2 separate regions of the Homo sapiens genome follow, and region 2 is linked to region 1. A link is a contact called in ENCODE Hi-C or POLR2A ChIA-PET data. All regions are on one chromosome and are shown on one strand. Each heading gives the region's core, a stretch centred on a gene start or an enhancer-like site at or near the end of the contact. The rest is flanking DNA. Distances are from core to core; before and after follow the strand shown. Region 1 has its middle 7.5 kb from the start of SIX1. Region 2 overlaps MNAT1 (MNAT1 component of CDK activating kinase).

Evidence for each region. A loop is a pair of places that touch in the nucleus more often than their neighbours do. ChIA-PET counts read pairs that join two places held with the same protein, here RNA polymerase II (POLR2A). Pooled maps may share reads with other maps.
Region 2: a map with no recorded cell type shows a loop between it and region 1 (10-fold over the local background). The contact joins two enhancer-like sites. A Hi-C loop is called at or near these places in 6 of 37 single-sample maps with no recorded cell type and 5 of 50 pooled maps. POLR2A ChIA-PET finds 5 or more read pairs at or near these places in 1 of 52 experiments (HepG2).

Annotation. Positions count from the first base shown.
Region 1 is chr14:60,654,704-60,659,189 of GRCh38, forward strand. No RefSeq gene overlaps it. Among named protein-coding and RNA genes, the nearest start is that of SIX1, 7.5 kb to the left of the region's middle. RefSeq lists enhancers at 1-1,030, 229-1,063, 2,608-2,907 and a silencer at 2,258-2,527. Within about 2 kb of position 2,649, at least 11 of the 41 ENCODE cell types and tissues checked have a DNase peak (open chromatin) inside an H3K27ac peak, as active enhancers do.
Region 2 is chr14:60,843,536-60,848,021 of GRCh38, forward strand. The region is part of intron 6 of MNAT1 (MNAT1 component of CDK activating kinase); the gene reads left to right. Among named protein-coding and RNA genes, the nearest start is that of MNAT1, 110 kb to the left of the region's middle. Within about 2 kb of position 2,161, at least 2 of the 41 ENCODE cell types and tissues checked have a DNase peak (open chromatin) inside an H3K27ac peak, as active enhancers do.

The DNA of each region.
Region 1 (4,486 bases), core at 1,399-3,898:
TTTATTACTCCTCTGCAGGCTCTGAAAAAATGTCCACTCCATTGCCCCATATCCCTGGAGGGAAGAACCAAAGCGACTCAAAAATGTACTCCCACGAGAAGAAAAATCAAGCTATTTGGAGTCCAAATGGTAAGGAGGCCCAGTGACAAGGAAAGCAGACATTTAGCACCCCTCCCCATCTCTTCACTTGAATTCTTACAATAAGCTTATAAAACTATGTGTTTATAAAAACTAAGATATTGGCTTGGTTTCATGATGGTTTTACTCCACTCTCCAAAAAAATCAGGCTTCGTGAAATTTGAAATGCAATTAGATTTATCGTTAGCGTGATTCACTGACTATCTGGTTTCCTCAGGTAAACCTGCACTTACATATAAATCCTAGTAATTTGAAACTTCTCCCTACCCACTTTGCCCACCCACTCCCCCCCCACCCCCGCATTCTGATATTAATAATCCCCGGCTGCCCCTCTTTCCGGGTCATTACGGTACTGCTGGTCTCTAATCAATCCTAATGCGATGGCAATTGGAGTCCCTGATGACTGCGGCTCGGGTTTCTTGTAATGGCTCTACCACATTTTCCTGGACCTCCTTCTTTAACCTGAGATGCCAGGGGGACAAGTCTCTTCTCGGCTGCTGATTACTTCAAGATGTGGGGGCTGGTTTGAACTGAAGGATAAAGACACGCGCACAGCGTGGCTGCCACAGCAGGCTGGGCGGCTGGGGAGAGCAGACGTCTGCACGCGGGGCGCCGCAACCCGAAAACCTTTCGCTACTCTCTTTTCTTTCCCCCATTTTCCAGGCCCAAACTCACCCTGGTGGACCGAGATGAAGATTCTCAGAGCAGATTTTTTTTTTTTTTCCTGGTGCGGAAAGGCCTGGTGGTCTCTGGGACTCTCCAGTTATCGAGCGTTCCCACCCTACAGCGTCCGCCCAGGCGCAGGCCTGCCCCTAGTTCAGGAGTGAACCCCTTCTCCCATTGCAAAGAGCCAGCTTCTTTTTCCTTCGGGTTGTTTTCTCCCAATGCCTTCCTCCTCCCCAATTGCCCAATTGTAGAGTGGGTGTCCTGAAGAGAAACTGGAATCTCTGTCCCGCCCCCCCGCCCCCATCTCATTCACTAACCCTTGACCTTTCTCCTGTTCCTCATCCCAGCAGTGCCTGAAGTTCCCAACCTGTTCCTGACCCAAACCCCAGACCCTGAGACCAGAAGCTTGGCCTGGTCATGTTGGGATATGACCTCTTCTCCCTCGACCTTTGGGGATTCGTCGCTGGGAATCCTTAGCCTTTAGAGATAAAGGGCCAACACTCCTTTCTCGCTGGTGCCACCCGGAGACGACCACAAGTGGGAACTTGCGCCTGCCTCCCTTCTCCCCGGCCGAAAGCTCTAGTTCGCCTCCCCTACCCCCGGTCCAGGCTCGGCAGCGAGGCAATCAGCACGTTCGCGGCATTTGTATTCTTCCATTTCTCAGCCTAAGCCATTTAGTGTAACCCGAGCTCAGGATAATTGCCACGTCTCTGCCGTGATACTTTTTAAAACAAGATAATGCTTCTGAATTGCGGAAGAAAGTGCTGCGGACAAATTGGGCGCTGAGCTGCTGAGATGGATCGCTTTGTTAGTGGAGGCCAGTGGTTTGTGACTCAATTAGTGCATTTCTGGGAGCCGCCTGTGTTGTACAGTAGGGTCAGCTGGAAGCAAACTACCCCTGTGGCTCCCACAAGCGGGTAGGAATTCGGGGGATGGGAGCACTTCAGGCCTGTACCTCAGTCGGTGCATACCCAAGCCGTGGGATCTGTTTTTGCATTCTCACACGAGCATATTGCTCGGGTTCTAAAGGATCCAGATTTTCGCAGACAGAAGCTCGACCGCCTCTGTTCCCAAAAGGGCCGAGCGGCGTTTGTCTGAATCACCAGTCCTCTGAGCAGTGGGAAAAGAGATACTGGGTAGAGGGTGCTGGGAAGGTGCCCACTCATCCATGCCCCTCTGCGCGTCTCGCCCACTCGCTTAGGCTTGGACTTTGCAACAAGGTTTCCAACACCGCTGCAGTGCTTGACAAAGCCCTCCTGGAAGCCAGCAGGGTGAGGCTGCCAGCAAGCAGGCGGGCTGCGAGGGACGCTTTTAGGACTAGGAAGAAGGCCGTAAGATCTTTCCTTACCTCTACTCAAGTTCACCCGCCACCCTCACCCATCAACCCTCGTGCAGGCCCGGGTCCACGTTTCGCGGACTGATCCTGAGCCTCAGTATAACTCGCTGTGCCAGGTGCGCGCGCGCAGCCAAGTATCCGCGCGCGGACGCCGGGGAGGCTTCACCGCCCGGTGTGCTGGCGGCCCCGCCCGCTGGCTCGCAGAGCGGGGTCTCGCAGAGCTGGGCCTCACCCGTCGCCCCGCCGCCTGCACCAGAAACTCCCTCCCCGGGCTGTGCGGGAGCTCTTGGGCGCCGCGTCTGCGCCGGGGCCGACTCCGCCCAGGCTTGTAGCCAGAGGTCGCGCTATCTCGCCGGGCTGGCCCGGCGCTCTCTGGGGTTGTTCCCTCGGGCGGTGCATGGGGCCCACAGGCGTCGGGGCTTGAGGGAAGAGGGGCCGGGGCCTGAAGGGCGGGGACCACAACGAGGCGCGGGGAGGTCAGTGGAGCGGAGAGCCGGCGCAGGCCGGCGGCGGCGCGGCCGGAGGAGAAAGAGGGCGCTGTCTTCCTGGCAAAGGAGTTTTCGCCTGGCCGGCAGGAACCGAAACAACAACAACAACAAAAAAAAAAGAAAGAAAGAAAATCTGCTCCGCCGAGTCCCCGGAGTGAAGAGCGCGCGGCGGGAAGGGTCTGGGGTAGCGGAGCGGATTCTCGGCCCAAAGCCTGGGGACCGCTCAGCCCACCTTGGCTTCGCCAGCGCCACGTAGCCCCGGACGGCACTCGCGAGGAGGGAGTTTTCTTTGGCTTCTTTAGCTGTTTCCATAATCGCCTTCTTTTAGGGCCATCCCTCCCTCACTTTTTCCCTCCAAAAACTGGAGGCGTTGGGATAAGGACGGCGACGCTTCGCTGGCGAATGAGGTGCCTCAATTTGCCCGAGGCGAGCGGGGAAATCGGGATCTCCTTTCATGAAGCCGAGTTGGCTTCTCGGTTTCGTGGAATCTGCGGCCGGAAGCCGCGACCCCAGCCAGTCATTCGCGTTGAAGCGCCGCAGCAAGTGGCAATGCTTTTGGCCGCGCATTGCCCAGGAACAGCAAAGAGATGGAAGACCCTCTCATTTACCATCACCAACTGGTCGGGGAGCACACGCAGAGACCAATAAGGTCCCAAAGACAACTACTATCAACCATTCTCCACCCAAATCCACACATCAAAAAGACTGAACTTGTATTAATGCGGGTGAAACAGCCATCCCTCCATTCCAAAAGTACATACTTCTCTGTCATCTACCCAGGATAATTTGTTCTTGCCTTTCCATGAGCGTAGTAAACCAGGCAAAGCAAAACAAAAGGATCCCAGACTCACTTATCTTCTGCCTTGAAAGGTCGCTCTGGATTCATGGACATATTTAAAGGCCCTCCTGATTTGTACATAGATACTAGAGCCGATCATCTCCATCCACCTCTGCCGCCAGAGCGCCTCAAACTCCAGTCTCTATTTGAATTTCCTGTGAAGTCTTGACTCTTCTGTAGCCCCTCCAGTAGAATCCAGGTGGCCTTGTAGTTCCGCCTTTGGCAGGAGACTTATTTCCTAGGAGTAACTGGGTGGGCTGCAGTCCGCCTGCCTCTTCACATTGAGAAGCGCTTCTCTTGTGGGAACGTCTGTTTCTATTCAGCGGATTTTCTAATTTCTTTGATCAGCCTAAATATTTTCTTGGCAAACGGAAATTGACCATGCCATGAATATGATAACAACCTGCTTGGAAAAAAAGCTATTTTGTTTCCAAGCAGCAGAAAAAAAGGGGTGGGGGGACGGTGAAGGAGGCTGGCTGTTAGGAATGCCTGTAACAGATTCCAGCACATACATCTTTTTGCAGTCTCTGAAGCAGCTTTGTGAAAACTGCCTTTTCTCTCTCGTGAAGCTTCTTTCCTTCCTCTCCTCCTCTCAGTTAAACACACACCTGGTCTCCTAAAAGCCTTTGATACTCTTTATTAAAAAATAGAACTTCAATGGATGCCTCAGGAGACTTTCCCTTTAAAACATAGATGAAAGGCAAGGTTAATACAATGTTCTCTTAATCCCTTTGCCTTCTGAGTCAAAATAAATATTTTCTTCTGCATGTGATTGTACATCCTGCCATTTGGCTATGGCTATAAGCAAATTGACGGTAATAAAAATGTTTTGAGGCTGTGTATTAAATGCCGTTCTCTTGAAACCAAGGGAGGGGAGGGAGGAGCCTTACTTCACAGGCAAGAATTGGTGGATTTCTGAAAAAGCTGCAAGAAAAGGACCTTTCACCTCTCATTAGTGATGCCATCAGTGCTCAGGCAGAGTGGAGCTGAGGTCATGTTACATATGGCACACAGTCTGCT
Region 2 (4,486 bases), core at 911-3,410, 190 kb after region 1:
CTGGGATTACAGGCATGAGCCACTGCGTCCGGCCTCGTTTGCCTTTTTTATATCTCTTTTTGTGATGACTCTATTAAAATCTTATGTCCATTAAAAAAATTGAGTTGTTTGTGCTTTTACTATTGATTTGTAAAATGTTTTACAATGTGTTGAACATAAGTCCTTTGTCAGACATCTGTTTTATGAATAATTTCTCTTGTCTGTGGCTCACTTTTTCTTTTTCTTAGTAATGTTTTTTGATGAACTGAAGTTATAAATTTTGATGAAGTCAGATTTATGAATGTTTTTCTTTTAAGGTAATTTTTGTGTCCTATCTAAGGAACCTTTTCCTTCCCCCAAGTCACAACGATAATTCTCCTGTTTAGAAACTTTGTAGTTTTTGCATTTATAGTTGGGTTCCTGATCCATCTTGTATTAATTTTTATGTATGGTATACAGTACCTGTTTGGGTTTCTTTTTTGCATGTGAACATTTAGTTGTATTTGTAGAGAATACTTTTCTTCATTGGATTGCTTTCACATATTTGGTGCCTTTGTTGAAAATCAATTGACTGCATATAAGTTTAGGTCTATTTCTGTTTTCCTTATTCTGTTTCAATAACTTATCTTGATTACTATAGTAATTCTTGAATTAAGGTAGTATAAGTGTTCCAATTCTTTTTCTTTTTCAAGATTGCTTTTTGCATATCCTTAACATTTTAGATTCAGTTTGTCAGTTTTTACAAAAATTCTTGGTAAAAGTATAATTGATATTCTGATTGGATCTATAGATCAATGTGGGGAGAATTAAGATCTAAAATACTGAGTCTTCCACTACATGTACATGGTATGCTTCATTTATTTAGGGCCTCTTTATCTCAGCAATGTTTTGTAGTTTTCAGTGGTTTGTGTTAGACTTATTGTCATTTTTTTCCCTAAGTATTTTATGTGTGGGATGCTCTTTTCAAGGAAATAGTTATTTCAAATCTCATTTTCTATTGCTTAATCCTGGTATGTATATTTTTACATTGGGCTTGCGTGCGATGAGCTTTTCTATTTTACTTATTGAGTAGTCGTTTTTAGATTTTTTAGGATTGTTTATATAAACAATTGTGTTAACTGCATTTAGAGACAGTTTTACTTCTCTGCCTTTTATTTCTGTTACTTGCCCTATTGCAGTGCCTTATTCCCCACCTAAGAGAGAAATCATTTAGTCTTTTGACATTATATGTCATACTAGCTGTAGAATTTTCATGAATGTCTTTCATCAGATTGAGGAAAGTTCCTTCCATTTCTAGAGTACTGAAATTTTTGAAAAGTTATGAGTAGATGTTGAATTCTGTCAAGTGCTTTTTCTGTGTTTATTAAATATCATTTTTCTTCTTTATACTGTTAGTGATTTAAATTGATTCATTTTTATATATTAACTTTGCATTCTTGTGATAAATTCTACATGGTTATGATATATGTGAATTCAATTTGATAATATTTTTATTAAGGATTTTTGTGTCTGTATTCATCAGGGATATGGCTCTATACTTTTCCTGTAGATGTCTTTGTTTAGCTTTGGAGTAATATAATGTTTTTATCAGTAATGCTAGCAATGGTTTTGTTAGCGTCATTGGCTTCACTTGAAAGTGGGGTCTACTACCTTATGTTTGAAAGAGTTTGTATGAAATTAATGTTTTTTTTTTATGTGTTTCTATAGGGTTCAGTAGTGAAACCATCTGGGACTCTAATTTGTTTGTATATAGGTTTTTTATAAACTCAGTTAAAAAATCTACTCAGCTTTTCTCTATTTTTTTTAGTAAGTTGTATTTTTCAAAGAATTTGAGAATTTCATCTAAAGTGTATTTGTTGACATAAAGTTGTTTATAATATTTTCTTAATTCTTTAAATGCCTATAAGAGTTACACTGCTAATTTTTAGCAAATTCCCAGCACTCTGCCTTTAATCTTGATTAGTCTAGGTAGATGTTGTTGATCTAGTCACTGAACCGGTTTTTTCTTAAACAGTTATTGAAGTATAATTTACATACAATAAAATCCACTCACATTAAGCATATGATTTAATAATTTTTTAGTAATATTAAAGAGATCTGCAACCATAATCTTGTTTTAGAATAGTTTATCACCTGCAGAAGATGCCTTGTGATAGTTGATAGTTACTTCTGCTTTCACTCCGAGCCCTAGGCAACCACTTCTCTACTTTCTGTTTCTGTATAGTTATCTTTTTTGACATTTTCTATAAATAGAATAATACAAAATGTAGTCTTTTGAGCCTAGCTTCTTTGACTTAGTGTAAAGTTTTTGTGCTTCATCCTTGTTTTAGTGTGGCTTTGTTAGACTTTAGTATGAGGATAATATTGACCCCATAAAATGTTTTGGAAAATATTCCCTTGTCCTCTGCTTTCTAGAAGAGTTTCTGAACCATTGGTATTATTTTTTCTTGAAATATTTGATGGAATTTACCAGTGAACCATCTGGTTTTGGCTTTTATTAATGAGAGGATTTCCAAATACTGTTTCAATTTCTTTACTAATAATAAGCCTATTCACACTTCCTTTTTCTATCCCCGTTTCTTTTTCCTTCCTCTCTTTTCCCTCCCTCTCTTCCTTTCCTCCCCTTGCCTCCCCTTCCCCATTCTCCTATTCCTTTTTCTTTTTCCTTCATTCCTTGTCTTGATATTTTGAGTATTCCTAGAAATTGGTCAGTTTCTTCTAAGTTGAATTTCTGTAGGGTCAGGATCACGTTCACTCTTTTATTTCTTATTTTGGTAGTTTTGTTCCTTCTCTTTTTTTTCCCTTGGCACATCAACCTAGCGGTGTGACAGTCTTGTTGATCTTTTCAAAGAATCAACCTTGGTTTTAAGAATTTTTAAAAAATTTTTTTTGATTTCCATTTCATTGATCTCCATTCTAATATTTATGGTTGTCCTTCTGCTTATAAGCTTTGCTCTTCTTTTCCTAATTTCTTAAGGTGGAAACTTGGGTTATTTATTTGAGGTCTTTCTTCTTTTCTAAAAATAGGCATTTAAAGCTATAATACCTCTACATACTGCTTTTGCTACAATAATATGTTGTATTTTCATATTCATACAATTGGATACATTTTTAAATTTTTTCTTGTGATTTCTTGTTTGACCATGGATTATTTAGAGGTTGTTGTTCTAATTTAATTCCACTTTGGTTTGAGGGCATGCTTTGTATGATCCCAATTTTTAAAATTTACCGTTACTTATGTTATGGCCAAATATATTTTTTATTGTGGAGAATGTTCCACAAGTACTTGAAATTTTATTCTATATTTGGGAAGAATGTGTTAGATGTTAGTTACATCATGTTGCTTGATGGTTATGTTGAAGTCTTCTGTGTCCTTACAGATTTTCTGTCTAGTTTGTCTATCAATTATTGAGTGGAGTTTTGAAATCTCTGACTATTATTGTTGAATTGTTTATTTCTCTCTCAATTCTGTCCAGCGTTGCTTCATGTATTTTGAGACTCCTTTTGTATGTTTATAATTTTTATATCTTCATGATATTGACCCTTTTATCATTATGAAATGCTTTTGTCTCTAGTAACAGTTTTTGTCTTAAAGACTTGTTTTATTTGCCGGGCACGGTGGCTCACACCTGTAATCCCCAGCACTTTGGGAGGCCGAGGCGGGCGGATCATGAGGACAGGAGATCGAGACCATCCTGGCTAACACGGTGAAACCCCGTCTCTACTAAAAATACAAAAAATTAGCTGGGTGTGTTGGCGGGCACCTGTAGTTCCAGCTACTCAGGAGGCTGAGGCAGGAGAATGGCATGAACCCAGGAGGCGGAGGTTGCAGTGAGCCAAGATCGCACCACTGCAGTCTGGCCTGGGTGAAAGAGTGAGACAACGTCTCAAAAAAAAAAAAAAAAAGACTTGTTTTATTTTAGTACAGCTACTTCAGCTCTCTTATGGTTATTGTTTACATTGTTTATCTTGTTTCACACTTTTGCTTTCAACCTATTTTATATCTTTGATTCTAATGTGTGCTGGATGTTTTTCATTTGGATAGTCTTTGTTTTTATAGTGTTCAAGCTATTTACGTTTAATGTTTGTTTTGTATATTTCTCATGGTGCTTTTTGTTCTTCTCTTCCTCATTTATTGCTCTTTTTTGTGTTAAATAGATATTTTCTTGTGCACATTTAAATTATTTTCTTTTTACTATGCATATTTTTAAGTGTTTTTATATTGGTTGACCTAGGGTTACAATATGCATATTGACTTATTACAATTGACTTCATATTAATACTAATTCAGTGTTAGTAATATGTAGAATATTTAATTCTGTATAGCTTCATTCCTTTTCCTCTCCTGGAGAGTGCCATTGTCATATGTATTATATTTTATATGCTGTAAGATTAACCATACAGTTTTACAGGTTTTTTTTTGTAGCTGTTTTGTAAATTTGTTAAGAGGAATAAAGAGAGAAAAGTTTTTATTCAGTCTTTTAGATTTGTCTATGTAATTACCTCT